Linked DNA regions of Homo sapiens: region 1 is linked to region 2. The links are chromatin loops, found by intact Hi-C in ENCODE. Cell type or tissue: Caco-2. All regions are shown on one strand. Each heading gives the region's core, and the rest is flanking DNA. Links, peaks and the distances in the headings are about the cores only. Region 1 has its middle 64 kb from the start of PBX1. Region 2 holds the start of PBX1-AS1 (PBX1 antisense RNA 1).

Region 1 (11,685 bases), core at 2,056-10,055, 280 kb after region 2:
CTACAGGTCTGCTGGAGTTTGCTGGAGGTCCACAGCAGACCCTGTTTGCCTGGGTATCACCAGTGGAGTCTGCAGAACAGCAAAGGTTGCTACCTGTTCCTTCTTCTGGAAGCTTCAACCCAGAGGGGTACCTGCCAGATGCCAGCCAGAACTCTCCTGTATGAGGTGTCTGTTGACCCCTGCTGGGAGGTGTCTCCCAGTCAGGAGGCACAGGGGTCAGGGACCCACTTGAGGAGGCAGTCTGTCCATTAGCAGAGCTTGAGCACTGTGCTGGGAGATCAGCTGCTCTGTTCAGAGCCAGCAGGCAGGAACATTTAAGTCTGCTGAAGCTGCTCCCACAGCCACCTGTTCCTCCAGGTGCTCTGTCCCAGGGAGATGGGAGTTTTATCTATAAGCCCCTGACTGGGGCTTCTGCCTTTCTTTCAGAGATGCCCTGCCTAGAGAGGAGGAATCTAGGGAGGCAGTCTGGCTACAGTGGCTTTGAAGAGCTATGGTGGACTCTGCCCATTCAAACTTCCTGTTGGCTTTGTTTACACTGTGAGGGGAAAACCGCCTACTCAAGCCTCAGTAATGGTGGACACCCCTCCCCCCACCAAACTCCAGCATCCCAGGTTGACTTCAGACTGCCATGCTAGCAGCGAGAATTTCAAGCCAGTGGATTTTAGCTTGCTGGGTTCCGTGGGATTGGGATCCACTGAGCTAGGCCACTTGGCTCCCTGGCTTCAGCCCCCTTTCCAGGGGAGTGAACAGTTCTCTGTCACTGGCTTTCCAGGTGCCACTGGAGTATGAAAAAAACTCCTGCAGCTAACTCGGTGTCTGGCCAAATGGCTACCCAGTTTTGTGCTTGAAACCCAGGGCCCTGGTGGCGTAGGCACCCGAGGGAATCTCCTGGTCTATGAGTTGAGAAGGTGTGGGAAAAGCATAGTATCTGGACCTAAATGCACCGCTCCTCACGGCACCATCCCTCAGGGCTTCCCTTGGCTAGGGGAGGGAATTCCCTGATGTCTTGTAGTTCCCAGGTGAGGTGACACTCCACCTTGCTTCAGCTTGCCCTCTGTGGGCTGCACCCACTGTCTAACAACTCCCAATGAGATGAGCTGGGTACCTCAGTTGAACATGCAGAAATCACCCGCCTTCTGCATTGATCTTGCTGGGAGCTGCAGACCAGAACTGTTCCTATTTGGCCATCTTGCCAGCCACCTCAATCATCCCATTTTTTCTTTTATACCATATTTTTTACTGTATCTTTTCTATGTTTAGATAGGTTTAGATACACAAATAGTTATTATTGTATTACAATTGCTTGAAGTATTCAGTCCAATAACATGCTTGTACAGGTTTGTAGCCTAGTAGCAACAGGCTATACCACATAGCCTCGGTGTGTAGTAGGCTATACCATCTAGGTTTGTGTAAGTACACCCTCTGATGCTCACGCAATGAAGAAATTGCCTGATGACACATTTCTCAGAACATATCCCCATCATTAAGAAATACATGACTGGCTGGGCATGGTGGCTCATGCCTGTAATCCCAGCATTTGGGAGGCTGAGGCGGGCAGATCACCTGAGGTTGGGAGTTCAAGACCAGCCTGACCAATGTGGAGAAACCTCGTCTCTACTAAAAATACAAAACTAGCCGGGTGTGGTGGCACATGCCTGTAATCCCAGCTACTCAGGAGGCTGAGGCAGGAGAATTGCTTGAACCTGGGAGGCGGAGGTTGCAGTGAGCCAAGATCACGCCATTGCACTCCAGCCTGGGCAACAAGAGCGAAACTCCATCTCAAAAAAAAAAAAGAAATACATGACTGTACTTAATGGGCTCAAATCCAATTTTCACAAGCATATAAGAATCAGAATCCCTCTTCTTCTTTTCTTTTTTTTTTTTTGAGGTGGAGTCTCTGTCACCCAGGCTGGAGTGCAATGGCGCAATCTTGGCTCACTGTAACTTCTGCCTCCTGGGTTCAAGTGATTCTCCTGCCTCAGCCTCCCAAGTAGCTGGGATTACAGGCGCCCGCTACCACACCCAGCTAATTTTTGTGTTTTTAGTAGAGACGGGGTTTTGCCATTTTGGCCAGGCTAGTCTCGAACTCCTGACCTCACGTGATCCTCCTGCCTCGGCCTCCCAAAGTCCTCTTTGCTTTTAAGACATCATTATTCATTTTTACTTAAGAAGGCTTGGATTAAGCAATCTCTCCAAGACCATACTGCTAGGAAGTAACTGAACTGGGATTTGAAACAAGAAGTCTAACTCCATGAATGATGCTCTCTCTCTGTCTAATCCAGATCAGATTTTTAAAAAGCTGATTAGATCACCCCTGGGGACAAGATTGTGCTTGGGGTCTGGGCCTGTTTACCTTGTTATGATAAGCCCCTTAATGGCTTTGGTGTGAACTGGGAAAACACAACTAACAGTCATCCTCCCAGTGATGCTGGGCCCCAAACGCTAGCATCAGGATGTGGCATACTGCCAACAGCATTACCTCTAGAGCAGGGGCACCCAAGTGCAAATCCAAGCTCTGACTATGAACAGTGGATAACCTTGAGAGAATTAATTTATTTCTTTGTGTTCCGTAAAGCAAAATCAGAATAGGTCACCCAACTTCTACAAAGGTTATTGAAAGTATTAAATTATTTAATATACATAAAATGCTTAGATTGGTACTTTGTACAGAGTAGATGTTAGATAAAGTTTAACTACTACTACTGTTATTCTCTCTCCACTCTTTTCTCAATCCACATGTAGCACAAATATTCTCAGGAACTGCTTAGGATCATTTGCTTTAAGAGTGGCCAAGAGCTGTAGTTAGAAGTCCAGATACCAAGCTGTCTTCGCCCTATGTCTCTAAGACTAGTCCACAATGGGCAGCAAGGGCAGGAGTCAAACCCACCTGGCTGTCTCTACTCACATCCCTTTCTGTTGTACCATCAGAAGCAGTCTAGGATAGCAAATGCTTTTGAGTGGCTATGTTACCCAGCTCCCTTTAGGCAAGGATCTTACTTTTTTTAGTCCTACTGGTGGTTCTAAGGTTATATGAAATAAATAATCTAGCATTTTATTTTGTCTCATGGAATCTTGTGATATTTAGGGGTATAGGAAAGTGCCCCGACTCTCTTGTTACTTCTCCTTGTTGATCATTGATGGCTTAGGTTCTTATCAGAGGAAGGAAGGAAACTCATGGAATATTGTCCGTGGGCCAGGCATTATTCTAGGCGCTTAATGTACGTAATCTCTTTACATGTTTGTAACAACCCTATTAGGTGGACACTATTATCCCTGCTTTACTGTAAGGAAAATGAAGTTCAGGTTATACAACGTCCCCAGTCACTATGGTCACAGAGCAACTAAATAGCTGAGCTGGGATTTGAAATGACATTGATCTAACTCCGAGTATGAGGCTCTCACTCTACTTTTATGAACAAAATTTTATTTTATTACACAATTAGAACTAAACTGAAAATGCAAATGTCATAGGGAGAGGTAACACTGATATATGTTCATATTAGAGGACAATATTGCCATTAGATCTTTCCTTGAAAACAGACTGATAAGAGAGAGCCGAGGACAGAATATGCATGCCAATAAGTAACATACAGAAAGTGAGTGGAGGAGAGAAAACGGAGGAGCAAAGTGTGGAGAAGTGTATTAGTTTTCAATTGCCACTGTAACAAATTATCATGAATCTAGTGTCCTAAATGACACAAATTTATTATCTTTCAGTTCTGTAAGTCAGAAGTGCAACAGGGGTCTTGTCAGGCTAAAACCTGGTTGTTGTCAGGGCCAAGTTTCTTCCTGTAGGCTCTAGGGCAGAATTCATTTCCTTGCTCATTGAGGTGTCAGAATTGAGTTCCATGGGGTTGTAGGACTGAGGTCCCCCATTTCCTTGCTGTTTCTCCCTGATCCTTGCAAATGGCCCCTGCTTCTCAGCACCAGCAGTGAGGTGTTGAATCCTTCTCATGCTGCCAGCTTCAAACTAATTTTTTTTTTTTTTTTTGAGACAGAGCCTTACTCTGTCACCCAGGCGGGAGTGCAGTGGCACAATCTTGGCTCACTGAAACCCCTGTCTCCTGGGTTCAAGTGATTCTCCTGCTTCAGCCTACAGGGTAGCTGGGATTATAGGCCACCACGCCTGGCTAATTTTTGTATTTTCAGTAGAGATGGGTTTCACCGTGTTGGCCAGGTTGGTCTCAAACTCCTGGCCTCAAGTGATTTGCCCGACTCGGCCTCCCAAAGTGCTGGGATTACAGGTGTGGGCCACCACGTCTGGCCTCCAGATTCTTTTTTTTTTTTTTTGCCTTTGTTTGTCACATATCTGTGACCCAGCTGGAAAGGTTATCCACTTTTAAGAGCTCATGTAATTAGATTGGACCCACTCAGAAAAGCAAGAATAATCCCCCTATCTCGAGGTTCTTACCCTTAGTCACATCTGCAGTCTTTTTTTAAATGTAAGGTAATGTATTCCGGGTTCTGGGTGTTAGGGCATGGACAACTTTGTGGGGAGGCATTAATCTGCCTACTGTAACAGGAGTACCTGGGGTCACCCACAAACTGCCTGTCTCATAGCTTTGCCCTCGGTCTCCTGGTCTTGGGCAATAGGGTTTTGCTAATTCTCCCATGTTGTTCTCTTCAATGGATCTGAAAGTTCAGGATAAAGATGAAGGAGTGGGAAGCTCTGAGCTGCTAATAGACAGATCCTGACCTACCTCCAAAGGGTTTTTGGCCTACTAGCTTTCCCAGTGTCCCTTTAAAGCAATTTGTAGTCTGTTATCCTGTATCATTAACCTAATTAGTGTAATTGCACCCAATTACGTAGTCAGTGTAAATACATGAAGAATCCCACAATTAGACGATGTAATTAGGTAATTAATAGATGACGTGGGAAAAAAATCCATAGAAAGCATTCTGAAATGGACATGGCGCCTGCATGAAGCAGGCAATTTGCTAACTTCAGCATCTCAGCCAACTCCCTCTGTTCAGGAAGAGAGATCCACAAATTAATTGGAATCCAGCCATAAAACTCTTGCTCTAAAAACTCCTGCTATCTTGTATCAGATCTTTCCACCCCCAATTTTATAAATATATGGCCAGGTTCTCTCTCTATGCTGCTCTTGGGAAGAGAAACTTCTCCCACGGAGCTGAGTAGGATAAAAAAATCTGGTTCAGTGTAAACCAGATTTGATACTATGTCTATAGATAGAATGAGACTGTCATTAAGGCCATGTCTGTATGACTGAAATAACCAGACTGCACCAGAGACAGAGCTGGGCTGCTTAGTTGACAGTCTTACCAGCTGATTCACATGGAGGCAAAGTCTGTCTGAACATAGGCACATATTTCTTCAGCAGACGCTACGGATCTTGGGAGCTCATGCAGAAAGAGGGTTGGTCCAAATGTCCTGCCAATTCCTTCTCCAAATATAACTTCAGTTTACCCACTTGTTTCTGCCTCTGTGGTCATGCCCCTAGGTCCAGCCATTGGTGGGTTTCTCACTTGATCTATAGTAGCAGCATCCTGACTGTTCTCCTTGCATTTATTCTTACCCTTTTTCCAATCTATTCTCCTCCAGAGCCAGAGAGGTCTTAAGATCACTTCAATCTGTTGCTTAAAACTTTTTTTATGAGAAAACCTATGTCCTTTTTTTTTTTTTTTTTTGAGATGGAGTCTCGCTCTGTTGCCCAAGCTGGAGTGCAGTGGCATGATCTCTGCTCACTGCAACCTCCACCTCCTGGGTTCAAGCGATTCTCCTGCCTCAGTCTCCCAAGTAGCTGGGACTACAGGCGTGCACCACCACACCCTGCTAATTTTTGTATTTTTAGTAGAGACAGGGTTTCACCATATTGGTCAGGCTGGTCTCAAACTCCTGACCTTGTGATCCGCCCGCCTCGGCCTCTGAAAGTGCTGGGATTACAGGAGTGAGCCACCGTGCCCGGCTTTTTTTTTTTAGACATCTTGCTCTGTCGCCCAGGCTGGAGTGCAGTGGCGCGATCTCTGCTCACTGCAAATTCCACCTCCTGGGTTCAAGTGATTCTCCTGCCCCTGCCTTCGAGTAGCTGGGATTACAGGCATGTGCAACCACACCCAGCTAATTTTTGTATTTTTAGTACAGACAGGGTTTCGCCATGTTGGCCAGTCTGGTCTCGAACTCTTGATCTCAGGTGATCCGCCTGCCTCGGCCTCCCAAAGTGCTGGGATTACAGGCGTGAGCCACTGTGCCCGGCCTACCCCTTGTCTTTTACTGCCTAAATCCATTCATTCTCTGGGCCCATAATTTCTTAGAGAAACTTTCTTTTTTTTTCTTTTTGAGACGGAGTTTCGCTCTTGTTGCCCAGGCTGGAGTACAACGGCACTATCTCGGCTCACCGCAACCTCGACCCCCTGGGTTCAAGTGATTCTCCTGCCTCAGCCTCCCAAGTAGCTGGGATTACAGTCATGCACCACCACACCCGGCTAATTTTGTTTTTTTTTTAGTAGAGACAGGGTTTATCCATGTCGGTCAGGCTAGTCCCGAACTCCTGACCTCAGGTGATCTGCCTGCCTCGGCCTCCCAAGTGCTGGGATTACAGGCGTGAGCCACCGCGCCTGGCCGTCCTTAGAGAAACTTTCTATCATCTCTTAAATTAAAACATTTCCTCATTACAATCTCCCATAACACATTTTACCTTTTCTTTCTGATTCATCACAATCTGTAATTCTGCATTTATTATCTACAATATTATTTTATGATCTGTGCCATTCACTAGATTATAAACTTCTTGAAGACAACTGTATGTTTGTTTTGTTCACCACTGAATCCCCATTATCTAGCACATAGTAGAAACTCTATAAATATTTGTGGAATGAATATTATGTTGAAAGTGGGAGAAAGTTATCATATCAATAGCAGGGGTCAGTCCAAGCCAGCAGAGTGAGAAGCTAAAAGGGTGCTCAGCTTCACAGACACAAACGAATAGCAACTGCAAGGTAGACTTATCCACTGAGCTGTGAGCACTGTCTCCACCTCATAAAAACAGCCTGAAACACTTGCTGTTTACATGCATTCCTTAGAGAAACATACTTGGAGAGAGAAGTCAGCTCCTTCCTCTCCTTCCAAATTTGGTTATAGAGTGAAAGACATGATCAAGTCTAAAATTTATAAATTGACCATAATAGGTTATTAACAAGGATCAAATTAGTAAATCTGCTAATTATGGCCATCTTGTTGGCCAACAGCTCCTGTGGAACGTGTTGCCTGGGCTCTGGAGCTATTACACAGCCGACTGAAACCAGTAAGAGAACATCTAACTTCTCCTCATTTACAGTTGTAATCAGACTTTGTCTTTTTTTCCCTCTTCTTTTAATTTTAGCTTCTTCCTTAGAGAGAGAAACCTATGCAGGTTTTGCTGTTGACCAAATGCAGACACATTACTAAATTGATTTTTACCTTTTGCCTTGCATTATACATCCTAGAAAAAACTAGCGGGGAGGTTGAGATAATACTTCATCTGGTGATGAAGAATCAGGTATGGGTTAGTCCTCATTATAAACAAACAGAAGGGTCAAAAAAAAAAAAAAGAATGAATGCTCTTTGTGGAAAGGTTATTCAAGGCACAAAAAGTAGTCAGTTTCTCTGTTTCCAAACTCAACCAAGCAAATCAAATGCAACATCAATTGGATTTTCTCTTTTTATTAGTTGAGTGCTATTGAATTTATAGTCATTTCTCTGATAAGCACTTGATCGTTCTGTAATAATTTCACTCATTCACTTATTTAATCTTTAACAAATATTTATTGAACACCTTCTACTTACTTGGGACTTTACTAGTCACTTGAAATGCATGAAATTCTCTTCTTAGCAATATGTCTTCTCTCCACGAAACCAGACCTCTGGGTCAGCTTTCCAAGAGCATTAAGAACCAAGACCATTTTCAGGAAGATAGATGGCTACATCTGGATTTACAATCTGGGCCAGAGAATACAGATGGCAAGTCTACTGGATTGGTATGACCAAGACAGATGCAGCCCCTCTCCTGCAGAACAGTCTAGCTAACAAAATAGGCCGCAAGTAATTCTAGTCCAGTGTAATGAGTATTACGCTAGGGGAAGCACAAGGTGCATGATAACATGTTTTAGGGAAATCTGACCTAGTCTAGGGCCTCAGGAAAGGCCTCTTGGAAAAACTGATATTTAAGCTGAGATTTACAAGAAGGGTAGGAGTGCAAGGTAAGGGATTGCCTGATATAATAGTGATTGCATATATATATGTATATTGTGTATATATATATATATACACACACACACACACACACACTTTTTTTGAGCAGAGGTGGGGAATATATGTTCAGTGAGAGTGATATTGTCATTGGGAAGGATGTTTAAGGATGTTCACAGACCTGAAGGTGAGAGGGTACATGGCATATTCATTGGATTGAATGGAAGAAGAGAAATATGACTGGATCATAGAGTTTTAGAGAATGAGTGCCTTTCCCCTGTCCCCAACAGGAGGCAGCTTCTTGGGGACAAAAAAGTTCCTATTTTGCATTTTATATGTAAACTGTGAAAAATACGTTGAGGAAGCTTTTTAGTGAATGTCCAAATGACTCAAGGCTATTCTGTGTGGTTTTTTAAAGAAGTTGAATTATGGAAGGAGGGTGCTGTAAGAAATTTCAAATGAGAATGATGGAGGGAAGCCTGTTACTCTCTGGCTTCTTCTACCAACCTGCCTTCTCCCTGCAAATCCATATCTCTGGGTCAGTCTCCCAAGGGCTGGAGTAACCAGCACCATTTTCAGGGAGATAGATGGCTACATCTGGGTTTATTGCCTGCACCAACAGGACACAGATAGTATGTCTGTTGGATTGGGCTGGCCAACCTCCACAGTGTGAGGCAGCATCAATGGCTCCAGTGGGATACCTACAGGCATATATATCGATCATAAATAATGTCTTAATGTCCTATAGTAGGTCATAAATCAAAGAGATTTCAAAATATCTTTCTCTCCGGTTTGTTCCAATGGGCTGCATTCTGGCTTGGAACTTTTCTTTTTAGGGTTAGAGCATGACCTGGCCCTCTTGCCCACTGCAGTTCAAATCCTTTTCTTAACCTCTGCTTCCACAGGGCTGGAGAGCTTATTATAACCATCTCTGTCTCTGTGCACACATCACTGGAATAACCAGAGTTGCAGAGCCTTCATATTTTGTCCCGTCAATACTTCATAAATACCCTGGTGGCTATTTGATGGGCTGCACTATTGTTTGCAAGTAAACTATTTTCCTCACTTTTAACATTAAGTATTACACAGATTTACAGAGTTTGAAAGAGCCTTATAGTTTATTAAATTTATCCCCTTCTTTGATCAACTGAAGCAGGAAAGAGAAAATGAGTTGCTCCAGCATATCCAGGCCTTTAAGAAGGAGTGACCCACCTGATTGGAGTTTGGAAGAAGGAACTAGTTATGCTTGGTTTAGTCCCTACTGAGTGGGTGTATTCTAGTTGGCTCTCTCATCATGGAGTGGGCTTCTTGGGATGAGCTGTGCCTCTGCAGGAGATGAGGAGGGGGCCTGAGGTTATCCATCTACCTGTGATTTGATGGGTAGGTTTAATTTCAGGATAAAATTCCAACTCATGTCCTTCAATCCAGCCTTTTATAAAGTTGATGTTTGATCCCCATCTGTCTAATTCCTGGGTCTATCTCTTACTGGTTCCAAAATCAGAAGGGAAAGAGGAATATTATTCCCTGGATACTCCTAAAACTCTACAAAGCGACTCTCTTTAACATTGGTGATCACATTAACATGCTGATCTTTATAACCTATCATTGCCGTGGCTTCAGCCACTGTTCCGACCCCTGTCCCTGACTCTAGCCCCACCACCACACTATCAGAGTGAGAGTTGCAAAAGAGGCAGATCCGTTTCCGGAGCGATTTAATGACTTTCCAGAAGTTCTTTTGAATTCCTGATTGTCTAGAGTTCCTGACATTTTACCATTGGTGATTCGTTATTTACATATCCTACATTTGTTTTCAGAAGGAATTTTCTTTTCTTTCTTTTCTTCTTTTTTTTTTGAGACAGAGTCTTGCTCTGTCATCCATGCTGGAATGCAGTGGCATGATCTCGGCTCACTGCAACCTCTGCCTCCCAGGTTCAAGCAATTCTCTGCTTCAGCCTCCTGAGTAGCTGGGATTGCAGGCACCCACCACCATGCCCAGCTAATTTTTTGTTTAGTAGAGACAGGGTTTCACCATGTTGGCCAGGCTGGTCTCGAACTCCTGATGCCATGATCCAGCCGCCTTGGCCTCCCAAAGTGCTGGGATTACAGTCATGAGCCACTGTGTTCACCCAGACTTTTCTTGATGCATATATTTTATCTGGCATCTTCATGTAGAATATTAGAGACGAAGAAGGATGGGTTTGGATTCAGATAGAAAAGATTTCAAATGTGATTCTCAGGTTCCTCACCTGAAAAATGGGTATGTGTCAACCAAAATAGGTCAGGCTATACTACAACAAAAAGGAACTCTATCATCTCTCTGGCTTAACACAACAAAGATTTATTTTTAATTCACACAAAGTTTGCAATTATCCTCTATGTGAAATTATTTTGCAGCAATACCATTTGGAAAAGTAGTCCCCTAAGTCATTATGGCAGAGGAAGGGGGAACTGTAGATTTGAGCACTGACAATTAAACACAAAAGTGAGACATGTCACTTCTGCTCACCTTTCTTTGTCCGTAACTAGTAACATGGCTGTGCCTAACTGCAAGGGAATGAGAAATTTTAGGCCTTTCTGTACAGAAGCTAGAGGACAACCAGATATTGGTGAAAATTAAGAATGCCACAGAAGAATAATTATATTTGTCCTATAAGATTGTTGTGGGAGTTAAATGGGATAATGTATGTATAATTGATGACACCTGCTGAGTGTCCTGTAAACTTTACCTAAATTTATGTAGCAGGGAAAGGTAGCAGCAGAGACTGCAAAGCCACACTGGAAGTTTTGGGAATCCAGAAAGGGTTGCATAAGTGACCTGAGTGCTCATGTATTTCACAGAAGGTAGGAAAGAGGCACATTGTCTTCACTTTATTCTTCTTCTCAGCCCCAGTTACCCCTCTTGGGCAATACAACACATTATGCTATGTGCACAAGCTGACCAAACCTCATTAGATGGTGAGGGACAGAGAGGACAATGAAATCTATGAATATGTTCTCCGTGTTTAGCACCATTCATATTGCATCACATCTATTTTCTTACCTAATCTTAACAGTGCTGTAAAAGAAGTTATATTTACCTTTGTTTTGCAGGTGAGGAAGCCACCTCTTACCTGCAAGGTAATGGGAATGTTAAGTTACCTTCTCATGTTCTGACAAGGGAGAGCTAATAAGTGTTGGAGCTGGGTTTCAATCCAGGCATCTCAGACTCCAAGGCTTTTAATTTTCCCACCATCCCAGGCTAGGCTGCCTCTCTCCACTCTGCCATCCTTAGCATAGCGCCTAGCACACACCAGTATGTGCTTGTGAAAGAGAGGTTACACAGTCAAACTCGGCCAACCTCAGTTCTGGAAGAAGCAAACTTTTTAGTTGTGCCCAGGACCATCCTGACAAGAGATGGCCATGGTTGTGTTTGGTTTGATGAGAAAACCTGACTTAATCATAGAACTCATTAACCAGAGGTTTTACATGTATGCTAATAATTACTCTTCTCAAGTTGGAAA
Region 2 (11,685 bases), core at 1,979-9,978:
TAAAACCACAAGATTTACTGCAGAGATTCAATATTAAATTTTAGCCCAGCCATACATACAATGACAAGCCATATGTACAATGACAAGTATACTAAGCTCACAGATTCATTAACCTCTTGAAATTAAAGAAGGGAAAGTTAATCATTGCACAGAAAAGAAATCTTTTATTGCTCAAGTTAGGCTTAAAACTTTGCACTTCTGTGTTTCCTTTTGGATATGTTCTAAGACTAGAAATTAAAGTCACTAGGAAAAGAAATCCCCCTTGGGGCACAATTCATCCATTTGGAGAATATGCTGATCTTTAAGGGACAAGTATTTCCCTAGAAAAGGCAAAGGGAAGAGAACACTTTAGATGAAAAACAAAGAGGACTCAAAAAGGAAAAAGAGGGGTGGGAATGGCAAAAGAAAAGAGGGAGATAACACTCAAGATATTTGTGGATCAAGAGGTATTATGTGGCCCAGATGTCTCAGCAGTGAGGACATAGCACAGCACCCCTTCCTTCTAAATCACATGCCACAGCCGCCCAGTACCCCTTCCAGAGCAGCTTTTCTGTTCTGCCTTTAGCTGGCCATGCCCTTTACACCTAAGGAACACCCATGTTTCTGGGGATGCGGATTCTCTGCTTCCTAGAAAGAAAGGCAAGAAAGGTACCTGGGAAGGAACCCACGTACAATGAGCTATGATAAATACCTAACAATTTATACCGCGCATTCAATCTAGGATAGGCTGCCTCTTCACTGAAATCTATTAATTATTCATACACTAAATCAAAGACCCATTCCTTGATTGGTTACTATGGGCCAGACAGGTAACGGTCACAGAAATGAAAGACAAAGTGCCTGCCCTAAAGGAAATGATAGTGTCATAGAGAAAAGCTGACAAACCGATTATTAGTATACAGAGATGTGGAGGAAGTTTACTCAACAAATGGCCTCAATTGTGATATCATCACAATTAAGCCTTTTGACATTCATCCTTATTTCCTTACTCCAGTGTAGACTGCCACATATTCAAATATACAAACAGACCCCAATGTATGCCCATGCAGCAGGTGACAAGGGCCAGGTGCTTGTGTTTACCTGTACTTGTTTCAGCACTCACCCCATCCTTACACCATTAAACCGAATAGCCATTTGTAGGGCTTAAACACTTAAAAGCCAGTATTAAGCAGAACCTCAGCTCTGCATCTGGGGACAAAATACCCCGCAAAAGGGATGGGAATCCTGAGAGTGCAGCCAGCATAAATCACGCCAACATCACTGGGCAGACGGTTATAACAAAATGCACTTCCTCCTCCATGAAGAGCAAGGGCTTCGTAGACTGCACCCAAGCCACAAGCTCCACACCAGACCAGAGATGGGCTGGTAGGCAGAGGCAAAGGTGGTTTCAAGGCTTCTGTGGCTTTGAAGAAAACATCTTTGAGTGTGAGAAAGCATTCACATGGTCTCTGCGGGCATCCTTTCCCTGTGGTCGGGCACTCTTCAATCTGTGGCTGTTGATTTCACCACACACTCAACTTGTCCCGCCATAGTCCTCCCTAACGTAGCCCTAAAGACAAAAAGACCACTAAGATCGCCTTGCAAACCTAATCAGAATGTGGCAAGTCTGGGGCAGTGATCTTTCACTCTATGATCTTTGACAGTGGGTCCTAGGGGCAAAAGTCTCAGACTCTTAAAATCTTATCTGGCTCCTTCCGTTAACAGAGAAAAGTAAATATTTAGCCACCAGCACAGAGGTTGAGAGAAAAACAGCTGTAATCAACACTCCACTTCTCACCCCTCCCAGATCAGAGGTGAAGCCTGACACCCCTGACCCCTAAGCGAGCTTCCTCGGTGTAGCGAAGCACAGAGCCCAGCCAGCAATAATTCCACATATAAACAACTCTTGCTAGGCATGAAGCACACACCAGACAGTAATCAGCTTATCTAACAGAACAGGCCTCTTTTCCGAACGCAGAGGAGGATTAGCAGGCTTGAATTACAGCCGTGAAGTGTAATCAAGCCCTGGTGGACCCTGGCAAAGGCTACTGTATATTCCTGCTGGGCCATGGGTTGTTGGCACGATGTGGTGTACCTACAGGGGACGAACAGAAAATGCTTGAGATGGTAATTACACTGGGAGACAGCAGTTGAGAAATGGGGAAGAGCAAGTGTGGAGGGGAGAGAAATCAGATTCCAGCTGATGCCCACGTCCTCCACATCTTCCAGTCTTTGGAAAATCTTGAAGTTACTGGATTTGAACAGATTTTTCTGGCTTATTAAAAATAGAATATTGCCTACATCACATAAAGGGCAAACTCCGCCCTCACTTGGTCACAGAAGCAATTACAGCATTGTCTGTAGTACACAGCCCACGGCCTCTAACCACAGTGATGGGCACACTTGGTGATGTGCAACTCAGTGGGGCCTACAGGGTCCCAGCTGACATAGACATCACAAAGGAATTTGAACCAGGACTCAGAAATAGGTAGACAATTTTAAGAATTGTATCCTCACCTTGAAGATGCTAAAACCAACCAGATGGGGGTTTCCTTTTATACCTCCCAGATGGAGACTTCTCATTTCGAAAACTTGAGAGTCCAGCATTTAATGATATGCCTACAAAAAAGTCTCTACTTAGTGAATTCCATGAAAAAAGGCACTATGACTTTTGAATTTTTTGAAGCTTCCCAAAGAACCCTGTGCCTTGCTGAAAAAGAAAATTGTCTTATGTTAGGTTTATTTTTTTTTTATTCTGTCATTTATTTGTGAAGAACTTTCCTTAACATCCTATTCATAGCACCCCACTATGTAAAACAATTCAACAACTCATTAGCTTTCCCTTAAAGTAATCTTAGCCCCCTCTGAAGTTCCTCATCTATCTTGCCATCTATCCTTTTCTCTTACTCATATTTCTTAAAGATCAAAGAATTCAAAGTGGATATCACGTTAAAAAATTGCCTTCACTAACATGGGGAGTCGTAGAAAAATAGCTTCCTGGCTTTCTTAAGTTCTGGGCCTCTTGAGGCAGATCCACTGCGTTAACACTGCAAACACGCTTCCTTCTCTTCAGTCAAATCTCTCCCCAGCTAACTCTTCTAATACCAGCTTTCCAATGCCTTCCCAACACCCAATCCTTTCCAGTACACTTGGAGAGAGCAGAGACTCCAGGTGACATCATGAATCCCCTCTAGAGATGATCCATGGGTGAAGAGAGAGTCATGGCCCATGCAGTGTGGGGTACGGTTGAGGGCTCTGAAATGTGCCACAGGCCGCTCGTCCTACCAGTCCCAACCTATTCCTCACTAGCTTATCCCTTAAGACACATGTCCCCAAAACCACTCTCCACATTTAATCACAGCATAGAAGCCTGAAAGCAGTGATCTTTCACGCCATAGTCTTTGACAGGGAACTCTTAAGGCCAAAACTGCCAGACTCTCAAACAACTGATAAGTGCATAAACCTAATTTTCAAAACAATTTAATTGACTACAGTCTGATTGCTGGTACACATGAAGATATACCGTGTGTCAGCAGTGTTTGAAATAGGAATGCTGAGCTGAGTGTGAGTGGGTCACTCAATTCAGTCTATCAGGTTACGATCTGACAGTGGAAGGCAAGAGACAGCATATCAAGAAAAACTCTGTGTGTGTGTGTGTGTGTGTGTGTGTGTGCGCGTGTTACCTATATGCAAGAGCTGGAAAATAGAAAAGAGCTCTGATGAGTGACATGGAGCTGAAGATCCTTTGCGAGAACTTTAAATTCATTCCAAAATGCAACCAAAATAATTACAGTATTCAAAATTGTGCCACCAGTACAGAGGGCTGAGAACAACTGCTCTTAGTGGGACAAAGCCACAAAATGCAAGAAGGAACCAAAATCTACCAAGAATTACCTTGGAGATGAGTTAAGCTGATCTGGCCTTATGATAGTTCTGATAGCCAAGGAACAGGTCAGGGCTGGAGCCCAGAACTGGATATGGTCATATCTGAGAAATCAGACACTCAAGAGTAGGAGTCACCTCTCTGGGTCTGAGTCAGCAGGCACCTCCCGCCTCTGACAGGCCTAACCACTTATCATGAGCCAGGCATGCACTCAGGGTAGCCTAAATGCTAAGTACTGCCAGCAATGCTCAGACTCTTAGCCAGCCGTGGAGGTCTTCTCTGGGGCCACCCAACTATCCTTTCAGACCTCATTCTGATATCTCTGCCTGAAAAAGCACGCGGGGCAGCAATAGTCCCCAATCACTGTCCCTTTTAAGGTGTAAGGAGGACAGGGCAGGGGAGTGGGCTGTCCTAGTCCCTTTCAGGGGCTATACTCCAAGCCACAAGTCTGGTTTCTATTACAATTTTCCAAATTGATATGTGATCCTGGTGACAACAGTCACTCTCTGCACTGGAGTGTGTTAGCACCATCTGTAAAATGGGCCACTTGCCTTTCTTTTTCCAGACCAGTTGTGAGTTTTATAAACATACTCGTGGCAAAGCCCTCTCAAATTTATTTTCCTATGTGATATCTGATATGGCCCCATCAAACAAGCACACTTTTAGAGTGGCTTGTCAGAGTTGGTAAACGGTGTTGCACCTTTGGCTAGGATTTAAAATGCCTGAAAGGGGTTTAAACCACATGTTCTTTTAAAGATAGAGAAAATTTCACTGCTGTACCCCAAGATCTAACGGCAAAGAATTTTGGTGTAGTAAATCTGCTATATGTTATGCACTGTGATGGAAAGTATTTCATAATTACAAGGTGTTGTTGCTACAGGAATCTTTCTTTTGCATTTCCTGTCTGTAGCTAAAATGGATTTTGCAGCAGATCTTTGGATAAAAGCTATCAGGTGCTTTCCTGAGAAAGGATGAACAGACAAAGGACAGCTGGAATTCTTGGGGCAGGATTTTTTTCCCCCCTATTCTTGGGGTAGGGCCCACACTTGAATTCAGCTCTATCTTCCCTTACAAAGATCTCGGTTTCTACATTCCATTCTCCTTCCCTCATGTTTGCCCAGCCCCCCTTCCGGCCTGGAGGCCCAATCTCGATCTCAGACAGACAGGTCTGGCGGGGGCAGATGGGTAATTTTTCCTTTCAGCTTTAATGGCTGCTATTAACAATAAGTTGCCCTGCCCTACTAATGGCTCAACTTTCAGCTTTTTTCTGATTGCCTATGAGTAACACTGTGTCACATGAGCTGTGTTTAACAGAGGTGTAATAAATGCCAAAGAAAAAATATTACCCAAAATAAAAAATAGTTTGTCCCAGTGTGGCTGGGATCTCATGACTCGCAACAATGTTCAGTTCAGCTTCCAGCGCAATTTCTATTTGCATTCTTTTTTTTTTTTTAAGGGTCTCTGGGTGCTTTAAAAAAGCTGTTTAAGAGAAAAAGCAGAAAGACTGTAGTGATTGTCAAGTGCAAGGAGTTCTGCATTCCAGACAAACAAATGCAGTGTGCAGACAACAGACAGAGCGGCAAGGGAACCCCCTCAGCACAAGGGGACGGCGGCAGATAGGCAAAAAGGTAATTACTACATGTCTGCCTTTCATGAAAGGCAGCCACCCTCCTTGGTGTGGCTTGGAACTTCAATTCTGGCTACCAGGATACAGAGGTGGAGGAAGAGAAGGCTGAACACCACCCCCGTCTCCCAACACACACCCTCGAGGCAAGAAAGATATCAAGTTCTCATTTTGTTGCAAGAAAACTACATTCTCCTTTTGATAATAAGCAAAAAAATACTTCTACATTTTTCAAATAGTACCTGGTCGGAACTGTTCCAAACCCAGAGAAAAAAGCAATAAACACTGAAATCCCCTGGCGGTCTCTGAGTTGAAGATGTAGGCAGGAAGTATTCCATATCTTCAAGGTTTTTAGGGAGAAGCAAGAAAACGGTAGAGGAAGGGTAGAGGAGGCCTCCCAGGAGGCCTGGGAGTGAAGTGTACCCATCCTATGAAAGCTGGAACCTTTAGGAAACAGAATCAGGAGAATGCTGACTTTAAATTTAAATTACCTTGCTGAAAAGGATTGGCCCAACACAGGACAAGCAGCAGTCTTTGGAATGAATGCATCTTTTACTGACCTATGCCTCTCTTTCAGAGGTCACGGCTGTCTTCACCCTCTTCTTTGCATGTATCTCAAGCCTATGTAATTAACACCAATATTTTTACTCACATCTGAGAAAGGAGACCAAGGGCATCAAAAGACATGGCAGTGCTGGGACTTGGCTTCAGAAATGCACTTTGCTCAAGGAAATTCTCTGAGCCGCCAGTACAAACAGTTAGAGACGGTGATGCACTTCAAAAGTTATAGCAGAAAATAGAGATGAGCCAGTAAGATAACTGCATAATTGCACCCTATAGGAGAAGATCCTTAAGGGGAAAATGATGGACCCCCATAGATACAGAACAGCTAAGGCATCATGCTGCAAGACATCCCAGCAATGAAAACTGAAGAAGAGAATGGCACTAGCCTGCAATGGTCAAGAAGGGAAGGAAGTGTTCACCCAAGCGTGAGGCTGAGGAGTTGGAGCACAGAAGGTGACACTGATTATGAAGATTTCCCAACAAAGAGCTGGCTACAGTGAAAAGAGCCCTAGTTTTCAAGTGAGAGATGTCCTTGGTCTGCCACTCTTGATCTTTGTAATCTTGGGAAAGTCACTCAACTTTATCTATAAAGAGCAGAGATGGGTCTGGGAGGGCTAAGACACGGACCTGGAAAACAAGCATTCTCTAAAAAGGCAGAGATAGTCAGATAGCCTTTGAATATCAATTTAGACTTCTTTATTTTGATAGTATTTTATACCTTCCCAACAGCTTTCATTTTATCTCACCTACATTGTCTATGCTGACCCACACATCAAGCTTCAGAAGTAGATCCTGGATGCCTATTTTTTAGGAAAATAAGTTCAAAGTTACAGCTTACGCAAGTGCAGTTCTTCAATGTCCATGCTCTTTGCACTACCCTGGGCTTACACCAGGAATTCAGATAAGCATGGACTGTCTGCTTATGTGCAGGGATGTACTGGTCTCAAGTCAGTTACCATCTGAAAGCTAAAAAAAGGGAGTCAAAAGGTAGGTAACTGGAATAGGTGCAGGCAAGCAGAGAGAAAGTGTGGGAATCAACATGAGCACTGACTTTTTTTATAGACCAAAATGGAGTAAGGGCATGAGGGCAAGTGACTGGAACCAAGTTCCTTTTAGTACTATAGAGTTTCATCACTTATATATAAGTTATTCATAAATGATTTGGTGCCACAGTAATAAAAGTTGGCTCAAGGTCCACATTTGCCATGCTCCCTAGATTTCCAACTCCAACTCAATCTTCCTGGTTATGATGGTGTCATTCCCATTTGTACAGCACACACAAGACCTCATCTGGTCCTTACAACAGCCTTAGGAGAGGACTGGTTCTACCGGGCCCATTTAATAAATGTCAAAGTGAGACTTCATCATGTGAAGGGCAGAAAAGAGTGCATGTCTCAGGGGCCTTCATTAGGGGCAAGGTGCTTTCCCCACTTTATGTATAGCATCTTCTGGACCTAAGTCTTCTCTTGTGTCACACTTTACCCTGCAGGACCACAAAGATGAAGCCACTTCTGACACCAAAGGAAATGTGTCTTCTGCTCACCTTTGTAGGGGCCAGGAAAGAAAATGTACCCCAAGTACAGATCCATAATTTGGGGCCAGAGTCTCATTTGACCCCTGTGAGATTCTTCATGATCCACTCTAAAGCTTTAAGCCACCAAATTCGATGTATTTATAAGGGAGTCAAACCACATCACATGTGCAAGTTCAAAGAATCTGATGTTCGAATCAATTTGAATGGCTGGCCTGCCTTCCTTCTTTCCTTCTTTCCTCTTTTTTTTTTTTCTTTTTGAGACAGAGTCTCACCCTGTTGCCCAGGCTGGAGTGCAGTGGTGTGATCTCAGCTCACTGCAACCTCCGCCTCCTGGGTTCAACCAATTCTCATGCCTAAGCCTCTAGAGTAGCTGGGGGATTACAGGCGTGTGCCACCACACCCAGTTAATTTCTGTATTTTTAGTAGAAACAGATTTCACCATATCGCCCAGGCTGGGCTTGAACTACTGGCCTCAAGTGATCTGCCTGCCTCAGCCTCCCAAAGGGCTGGGATTACAGGCGTGATGAATGGATTTCTTAATGAGAGTTTTCTTATCTCACACAAGTAGGTTGACAACATTCCAGGTCCATGGTGGGGAGATGAGGCAGAGTGGATTGGGTACACTGGGTAGAAAGAGATGATATGCTTCTCTGTCAATTATTGTCTTCTTCCGCTACACTCAGCACAAGGCAACTGTTCTTGCTGGCTGGAACCATTCTATCGGGAACCACTGGGTTTCACACAATGGAAAGCCGTTGCAATCTATAAATCCAAGTCACATTTCCGAAACATTTAAGGGAGCAAAAGCAAAGTTATAAAGCAGTGCTCAGCCTCCATGAGGACCCAGAGAATGTTAATAGTAGGGTCTCCCCTCTTGATGATTGGGTTCCTGCAAGGTTGAGGGGCTGGATTGCTTTGCAGGCCCTGTGCCCCTCTGTGTCCTGGGCTTCTTGTGTTGGAATTCAGAACAGGATGGGTAGTCTGGTGTGTGGGAAGAATACAAGCTTGGACTTAGAATTCAAGCCTTAAGTCCCAAGCTAGCACTTATTGTCTGGGAGGCCTTGGATGACATCTCAGAGCTTGTTTCCTCAACTGTAAAATAAAGCCGGCTGTACTTGCTGTCTGCAGTTTTGCTGAGCCCCTAGCACATGGCTGGTGTGAAATCAATGTTAGGTTTTTTTTACTCCCTTTTCATGTCCCTTCAGATAATATGATTCGAAAGAGTACTATATTTTGGCTTAGCCTCTCTCTGAATGAGAAAAGTTGTTTTCGTTAAGTAGGCACATCTACTGATGTGGAAAAAAAAAAAGTATATATGGAAAGACCAAAAAATATCCTCCCTTTTCAGAAGATGTAGAGTTAAACCACATTCTGGTTCAACAACATGAGTCCTTCATTTGAAATCTTGTTCTATTTAAATACCCTGTGGTTTTTAGTTGCAATTTCATGTTTTGCTTAATTGTCCAGAGTGGCAGATGTGATTTTTGTGTAAATTTCTATCCCATCTGTTTTTCTGTGCCAGAAATATATGTGGAAGGTACTGGGACCTCTACATAAGAATGAGCCTTATCTACACTTATAATAATAAACTTATAAACTTGAAAATGAACCAAATCTGAGTTGGCAGTGAGTACAGAAAGCCTTTTTTTTTTTTCTTTTTTTGATGTTTGTACTACCTCCCACTTTTACATCCTCCCCTTTGCTCCAAATCAGAATTCTTTGGGGATGACTTATCAAGAGATATTTTTCCTTGTGCAACTGAGAGTTAACACGTTCCTGGTACTTAGGAGTAGAGTGCAGTTGGACGCAGAAAGCCATATCCAATCCATATCCTGTCCACTCCTCCTCTCCGGGCCCCGCACATGTATATGCCTCCAGCGCACTCTCTGATAAAATTTCTAGGATAAAAAGGTATTCCTTGTATTCTAAACCAAAGCACTGGCTTTGTGAGCATGAGACCTGTGTGGAACCCCAGGGCCCCTCATGCAGAAGGACCCCGTGTTTGGTTTCATGCTCTGATGACGCCATCTTGAAATACTTAATTTTTGAATGAAGAGTTGACATTTTCCTTTTGTACTGGGACCCACAAATTATATAGTCTGCCCTGCCTCAGAATGTATTGTTTGTATTAAGAACTATTTTGTAAAGAGTGAACAGACATAATTAAAACAGAATAAGCAGGTCACAGTTAAGGCATATTCTCTTTTGCAATAGGTCCAAATGGACCTTGGAATCTAGCTTTATGACACTTCCTGAAAATGTGTTATAGGTTGCAAAGAAAAAAAAAACAGGATAAAAGCTCACACCTGTAATCCCAGCACTTTGGGAGGCTGAGGCGGGCGGATCACGAGGTCGGGAGTTCGAGACCAGCCTGACCAACATCGTGAAACCCCGTCTCTACCAAAAATACAAAAAGATTAGCTGGATATGGTGGTGCGTGCCTGTAATCCCAGCTACTCAAGGAGGCTGAGGCAGGAGAATCGCTTGAACCCGGGAGGCAAAGGTTGCAGTGATCACACTACTGCATTCCAGGCTGGGTGACAGAGCCAGACTCTGTCTCAAAAAAAAAAAAATAAATAAATAAATAAATAAAAGAAAAGGAAAGAAAAGAAAATTTCTGGAATACAACCCATTTGTAAACTGGAAGCCATTGATAAGGAATATAAAACTCTAGAAAAAGCCTTTATTTTTTATCCAAACTTGGAATCAGAGGGCGTGGGATAAGGCCAAGTCTCTGCTTCTCACTAGCTGTGTGACCATGAGCAAGTGTCCTGCTGCTTCTCTCTCAGCATGAGAGTCTTTTATTTATTTCCTCAGGAGCCCTTCCTAGGGCACAATATGTGTAAGGGATGGTACTTGATTGGTGTTCCTCATAGGTAAAGCAGGGGTGATGATGATTAATAACAATAATAATGGAAGTGAGAGAAAATAGAAATAAGAAAATAAAGTGCTCTGGAAACTGTAAAGTGCCAGGCAGATGTTACTCTTCTTAAATCTGTAATGATGACACTTTATGTTTCTACAATCACTGCTCAGTCCAGCTGTTTCTCTCAAGTCTTCCTTCCAGCCTTCCATGCAGCCACATTTAAACTGTCCTTCTAGATTCCCTTCACCCTAGCATATACTAATCTCCCCCTTCTCAGCTTCTGGATTTTGTGCTTGAATGATGTCATACAGTTATTCAGTTTCTGTTGTCACCCAAGTCACAAATTTATTAAATATCATCATGGCCATCAGCTGCTGCATGTACTGCTTTTCTGATTGCCAAATGAGAGTTACCCATCCAAGGGCAGGGACCATATTTTACCCTTCTTTTTTCCCCCAACGGCATTTAGAACTTTGCTAGGGGCATGGTACATGTTCATAAATATTTTTTAATTTATTCAAACAAGGTTAGCAGAGTCAGTGAGGATAGTGCATAAAGCCACCAGCTATGATTTCACATAACAGTATTTTAAGGGGCATTTCACACCCTGACAGAATGAGAGTATCTGACTCACAGTGACACAAGTTTCCATGGTACCCTGGAAACTGGATGGTTTTATAATGAGACAGACCTAAGTTAAATTCCAACTCCTCTGCCTCTTGTTAGCTGTCTGACTCTGGGAGAGTCAGTTCACTTCTCAAAGCCTCAGTTGTTTCTTCATCTGTAAACTGGGGAGAACCACATTTATCTCACAGGATTGCCATCAGGTTTAAATGAGTTAACATGTGTAAAGCAATTAGACTAAAGCTGGGCACACAGAAGGCATCCAGTAAGTGTTAGCTGCCTTCTCTCCTGTGTTTACTAGGTGAAAGTCATTTTGAACAGCTGTTTGCTTTTTCCTGCCTTAAATCTGGCACCAGAAGGGAGCCATTATCGGGAGCCAATCATCTTCATTGATGAAGCCAAGTTCCCTCTTCCTGTTCCAAGTTTCCAAAACAAATGAGAATAGAAATTATTCTGTGTTCTTCAATCAGTAAAATACATTGATGCCCACTCCACTGCACATGTACATGTGCACAATCTCACACATACATGTTATCGCACATATACCAGAAGCAATTTGTTTTTAAAGATAACACTGACTCTTGCTGGGCAGAGACAAAAATCATGGAAGT

The links. Peaks named below come from ENCODE experiments on the same cell type or tissue, not always from the same donor. Only the 100,000 strongest peaks of a DNase experiment are listed, where the experiment ranks them.
Region 1: a loop joins it to region 2, with 2.0 times the contacts of the local background. A loop is called at or near these places in 2 of 110 quality-filtered maps.

The regions. Positions count from the first base shown.
Region 1 is chr1:164,489,695-164,501,379 of GRCh38, reverse strand. No RefSeq gene overlaps it. Among named protein-coding and RNA genes, the nearest start is that of PBX1, 64 kb to the left of the region's middle. In Caco-2, for the core only: no CTCF peak of the experiment used is centred there; no DNase peak of the experiment used is centred there.
Region 2 is chr1:164,765,211-164,776,895 of GRCh38, reverse strand. All of the region lies in intron 2 of PBX1 (PBX homeobox 1), which reads right to left. It overlaps PBX1-AS1 (PBX1 antisense RNA 1), which reads left to right and starts at 2,255. Exons shown (of 4, transcript NR_038072.1): 1 at 2,255-2,467; 2 at 5,319-6,569; 3 at 6,780-7,037; 4 at 7,540-7,780. In Caco-2, for the core only: no CTCF peak of the experiment used is centred there; DNase peaks (open chromatin) are centred at 4,035 and 5,005.